2 separate regions of the Homo sapiens genome follow, and region 1 is linked to region 2. The links are chromatin contacts, found by Hi-C or POLR2A ChIA-PET in ENCODE. All regions are on one chromosome and are shown on one strand. Each heading gives the region's core, a stretch centred on a gene start or an enhancer-like site at or near the end of the contact. The rest is flanking DNA. Distances are from core to core; before and after follow the strand shown. Region 1 holds the start of KIAA1549. Region 2 overlaps ATP6V0A4 (ATPase H+ transporting V0 subunit a4).

Region 1 (2,700 bases), core at 95-2,594, 230 kb after region 2:
GTTCCAATTCCTCCCAGCCACTGAGTAGCCCTTTGGCCCTGCTCCCACGAGAAAGGAGGATTCGGAGCAGCGTTCACGGCTTTCTGGTTTTTGTTCTGTGTGCAGCAGCTCTCCACCCCTAGCTGCTCCTTCCACCTTTCCTTTTCCGCCTCAAAGTGGTCAAGTGCCTGTGCAGGGGCAATCGCTGGCCTGCAGTGTCAGCTCAGAGACGGTTTCCAGACCATCCTGTGTACAGGCTCAGGGTGGACAAATAAACATTTTGGAGAAGCAATAGGAATTAAATCATTTCTTCCACAACAAAACCCTTATGCTTCTTCATAAATCATGCCTCTTCATTCCATACTGATGAACAGTCACTAAATTGCATCTGTTATAAAAACAGCCCTTACTCCTTTCATGCCCAGACACTTAAGAATCAAAATATTTTCACACTCCATTGTACTAATAATGCCTTGCAGAAGTAATACCAATAGCTATTTCCCTGGAAAGATCCGTGGCCAGGGCGCTTTCCAAGAGGTTTTCTTTGAATGTTCTTTGTGTCCTGCTGTACGGGGGGACACGGCCGGCCTGCCCGCATCTGGGGGACGCTGGGCTTGTCCCGGTAATGCAATACTCTTTTAAAGCACACCTCGAATCCACCTCTTCGCCCCGACAATAAAGTATCTCAAAACATTCGATATGCCACATCATACAGCCTTGACAAAAAAGCACGCCGGTGCCTGCATTCTGCAGGAAAAACCAGGCACATTCTGAGATGAAGCCACCAGACCCGCTTCGGGTTCCATGGACAAGAGAACAGCTTTGCAGACCCCTTAGCAAGACCGGCCAGAAGCCGCTCGCTTGTTCGTTTTAATTATTTATTTCCCCCGTGCCTTTATTTGTTGGGCCCCAGAAGAATGGCAAAGCATCTTCCAGAAAGGACGGCGAGGGAGCTGGAGAATAAAAGAGGATGGGCGGGGAAAGCCGGGGTTTTGAAAACAGCAGCGATAAAGGCAGGCGGGGTCGCGGCCGCGTTCCGAGGGTCTCGGCGGAGCTTACCTGGGGCGCACGAGGCCGGCCGGGCCAGCAGCAGCAGCCAGAGGCCAGGAAGCAGCAGCCCCGGGCGGCGGCGGCGGGCGCAGCGGGCGGAAGGCCGTCGGCCGCTCGGCCCCGGGGCCAGCGCGACCCCGGCGCGGGGCTTCCCCTCCATGGCCGCGCCTCGGCGTCGGCGCCGCGCCCCCGGCATTCCCGGCCGGCGCCCCGGCCCGGCCTCGCGGCTCAGCGGCTCTCGGGTCCGGGAGGGGCGGCCGCTGCGGCTGCGGCTGGGACGGGGCGCCGCGCACCGGCGCGGAGGGAGGCCGGAGAGGCGGGGGCGGGCCGGGCCGGAACCGAGGACAGGGGCGCCAGCCGCACGCCCGCCTTGCCGCTCCGCCCCCTTCGGAGCCTCGGAGCCGCTGCCCGGCAACGCGCGGGCCCGGGCGCGGGACGGCGAGCACCCCCTCCCGGCCGGCCGGACGCCTGCCTGCCTGCCTGCCTGCCTGCCTGCGGGGCGGCCGGGGCAGCGTGCGCGGGGCTCGGCGCGGCAGAGGCGGCAAGGGCGGCGAGGCGGCGCGGCCCAGCCCTCCCCCAGGACCCGCCTTCCGGAGGGAGCGCGAGGGGCTCGGGGGGCCTGGGCCGGGCGGTGCCGCCCCGACCCGCACCCAACCCCGGGTCCCGCCGCGCGTTCCCCGGGGCGCCCGGATCAGGGTAGGCCGGCAAGCCGGGGGAGGGGTCCTCTCGCCTCCCTCGCTCCTCCTCTCCCGCCGACTCCTTGCGGGCAGCAGGTGTGTGGGGCGCCGCGCTCTCAGGACAGCCTCGGGGCCGCGGAGGGGACAAAGCCAGACAAAGTCGGGCTCCTGCGCTAGAGCTCAGCGTGCAAGGCAGGGGCGAGCAGAGCGCACGCAGCTCTCCCCCGCCTTCCTGCCTTAAGAAGGTGCGGCCACCTCTGCGGGTCTTCGGGAAGCGACCCTGCGCTCAGGGCCTGGGAGGCCCGCGGGACCCTGCACTTAGCAGGCCTTGAGCAGGCGGCTGCTGAAGCGAATGGGCGTGGAGCTGGGGAGACCCGCAAGGCCAGGCCGTTTTAGGGAAAGTGGCGCTCCTGAGAGGTGGAGAGAATGCCCAGAGAGCGTTTGAGGGTTGGAGTCCGCGGGGGGAATGAGGAACGGGAAGAAGGGAGTTGACATCTGTCAAGTACCTACTGTGTGCCAGGCACGTCACTCTGAAGACGCCCCGTGGCTTCAGGGTCTAGGGAGGAGGAATTGGAAGTTTTGAATCGTTGCATCCCACTGGCATTGTTGCATCAAGCAGATATTAACGGTGTGTGTGGGGGACACTATCTCGTGCAGAAAAACTATGGCAGACAGCGGAAAAGGTGAATCATTACACTGGCAGAGGGATCCTCGCGGCTATTCAGTCGGGTTCCCCTGCCAGGCCCAGCCCTTGAAGGGGCTGCCCAGCCTTGCAGCTCCAACTCTTCTGGACTCCTTGCCCTTGGCGAATAGTTCTTCCTAAGAATAGGACAGGGGCACTCTTCTGTAGGTACACACCTGGTCCTTACAGGTGGGTACTTGAAACCTGGTAGTTTCAAGGAAAATGAGAATAAAGGTTAAAAAAAGCTTTTGTTGATGTTCCTGGTGTTTTTACACGTTATTGTAACCCCCCATCATACAGCCCCTATGTTTA
Region 2 (2,711 bases), core at 11-2,510:
GTCCAGTGTCAGGGTAATGTGTTCGGCCATCTTGTACTATTTAGGGCAGGAGGGGGTCCCTCCTTCAATGGGGTGAATAACGGTGATCAGAACAAGCCCCCACTCTCCATCCTGCCCCTCGCCGTCCCCTGCTTGGTTTCCTGCCCACCACTCATCACTGCCTGAAATCTCATTAGTCACGGACATGCCTCCGTGTCCCTTTCTAGAATGTCTATCAAAGCAGGGTCTTGGCCTGCCAGTGTGTAAGCCCTAGATCCGTTCCTAGTACACAGGGAATGTCTAAGGAATGAATGGAGGGAGCGGTGAGAACTCAACGAGGACAGAGTGCTTAGCCATCTCGGACACACCGCAAGCGATCTACATATTTTGGCTCTTATTATAGATGCTTGGTTATTCATCTTTCTAGCTAGACTATAACCTCCATGAGGTAACAGGTGGTATCTACAGTCTAGCAGAGTGGAGCTGGGCATGGTGGCGCGTGCCTGTAGTCCTAGCCACTTGGGAGGCTGAGATGGGAGGATCACCTGAGCCCAGGAGTTTGAGGCTGTAGGGCAGTATGCCCATGCCTGTGAACAGCCCTGCACTCCAGCCTGGGTGTCATAGCGAGGTCCCCATCTTTAATAAGAAAAAAAAGACAAAATCCCCCCAAAACGATAGTCTAGCTGAGAGACTGGCACATTAATGCTCAGTATGGCCGGGTGTGATGTCTCACACCTGTAATGTCAGCACTTTGGGAGGTTGAGGCAGGCGAATCACCTGAGGTCAGGAGTTTAAGAGCAGCCCAGCCAACATGGTGAAACCCCGTCTCTACTAAAAATACAAAAATTTGCTGGACGTGGTAGGGCGCACCTGTAATCCCAGCTACTCGGGAGGCTGAGGCAGGAGAATCACTTGAACCCGGGAGGCAGAGGTTGCAGTGAGCCGAGACTGTGCCACTGCACAACAGCCTGGGCTACAGAGCGAGATTCTATTTTTTTTTTTTTTTTAAAAAAACCTCAATACGTACTCACAAAAGGTCAAAAAATGGTGAACAACTGTCAAACACTGAAAAGACAAAGGAATTTCTTTTATGTCCTCGAGTGGGGTTGATAACTGAAGACACAAAGATGAAGGAAGCAATCCTACCACCAAGTCACTTGAGTTCATGTGGCCCATGAGGCCAACACCCTCTGAGAGCCCAGCAGAGGGGCTGACTCATCGGACCCCTCCTGGCTCCACCTGCCACGCACCATGCCTTGCTCCAGTGCCCTCTTGATACGTGTGGCATCTGCCACCGGGAACCAGATCTCGGCGATGACACACTGCTGGGTGACGTCGATGTTGCACATGTTCAGGATGTGGTAGACAGCTTTCATCTTCTGCACCTTGATGAGCCAGGAGTGCCAGTTGGCAGCGGCTTCCTGCAGCAGGCGCTGGCGGTGAGACTCTGTTTGTGTTATGACCTATACAAAAAACAACACACAGGAAAACAGAGAACCTTCACAGAGCTGTTTGACAAGGTGCCAAAAATGGAGTGTCACAGGCCACAGCAGCTTCCTCTGCTCTGGCAGGCTCCTTTGACCTGTGGCTGTCACCTGGCCTTGAACTCTCCTGAGCAGTTTATCTCCCCCGCTAGAGGCTAAAACCCTTAGGCAGAGATTGTATCTTCCTTTTCTTCTAAATTCCTCATTGTCCTATTGTTATGGGTTGAATTGTCCACATAAAAGAGTCCTGAACTCTGATACCTGTGAATATGGCCTTTTTGGAAAGAGGGTCTTTGCAGATGGAATCAGGTTAAGAAGAGGTCATACTGGATTTGAATGGGCTCTAATCCCATATGACCACTGTCCTGATAAGAAACGTAGACACAGAGGCACACAGGGAAGAATACCACGTGACAACAGAGGCAGAGAAGTAGGCACTTGCAAGCCAAGGAATGCGGAGGACGGCCCGCAGCACCAGAGCTGGGGAGAGGCAAGGAGGGGGCTCCCTTCAGGTCTTCCGAGGGAGCACGGCCCTGCTGACGCCTTGATTTCAGACCTCTGGCCTCCAGAACCATGACAGAATAAATCTTTATTGTCTTATGCCACCCAGTTTGCTGTAATTTGTTACAGCAACCCTAAGAGATTACTACATCTACCACAACCCTTTACATACATAATCCCTCCAATAAATGACAAGTGAATGAATGAAGGAATGAATGGACAATTGGGCCCACACAGAATTTATTTAATGGAATCATTTTTATGTTTTGATGATACAACAAACAGGGTAATCTTTTTCAGCACACATGGCCTCTGTAAGAGACACACTGTAAGACAGACATGCTGGCTCTAAGATTAACGAGAGCCATGAGGCCACCGAAGCATCTCACAAGCCCAATACTACCTGTCACTTTGCAATATAATGCCCCCTGGCCTGGGGATTTCCAGGAGACAAGAGCACCTCAGCACAGAGGTGACTTTCAGAAACCTCAAAGAGCATAGCCCGAATTATATGCCTCAGCATCAGACAGTGTCTAAGATTCATCTTTGGCAGGGACTGAGCCAAAGGAGAAAGCTGCCCCTGCAGAAGCTGCTCAGCTGGGATCATCTGAAGCCCTCGACACAGCAGCAACCCGTCATACTAAATGTAAGCACACATCTAGCAGAATTTATTTTCCATTCTCCTCATGACGTTTTCATAAAATCAAGCATGGAGAATTGGGGGGAAAGGACTTCAATGGCTTTGGG

What was found. A loop is a pair of places that touch in the nucleus more often than their neighbours do. ChIA-PET counts read pairs that join two places held with the same protein, here RNA polymerase II (POLR2A). Pooled maps may share reads with other maps.
Region 1: a loop to region 2 is called in a map of naive thymus-derived CD4-positive, alpha-beta T cell, with 8 times the contacts of the local background. The contact joins the promoter of KIAA1549 here to the enhancer-like site in region 2. A Hi-C loop is called at or near these places in 3 of 168 maps with a recorded cell type or tissue (CD4-positive, alpha-beta memory T cell, PC-3 and naive thymus-derived CD4-positive, alpha-beta T cell) and 9 of 50 pooled maps. POLR2A ChIA-PET finds 5 or more read pairs at or near these places in 1 of 52 experiments (activated T-cell).

Annotation. Positions count from the first base shown.
Region 1 is chr7:138,980,045-138,982,744 of GRCh38, forward strand. KIAA1549 reads right to left here and starts at 1,345. Exons shown (of 20, transcript NM_001164665.2): 1 at 1,039-1,345. The coding sequence starts at 1,225. RefSeq lists silencers at 1-253, 1,093-1,222, 1,263-1,642, 1,663-1,792 and enhancers at 264-1,150, 1,773-2,122.
Region 2 is chr7:138,751,396-138,754,106 of GRCh38, forward strand. ATP6V0A4 (ATPase H+ transporting V0 subunit a4) reads right to left here. Exons shown (of 22, transcript NM_020632.3): 11 at 1,230-1,442. Among named protein-coding and RNA genes, the nearest start is that of TMEM213, 45 kb to the right of the region's middle. Within about 2 kb of position 1,261, at least 8 of the 41 ENCODE cell types and tissues checked have a DNase peak (open chromatin) inside an H3K27ac peak, as active enhancers do.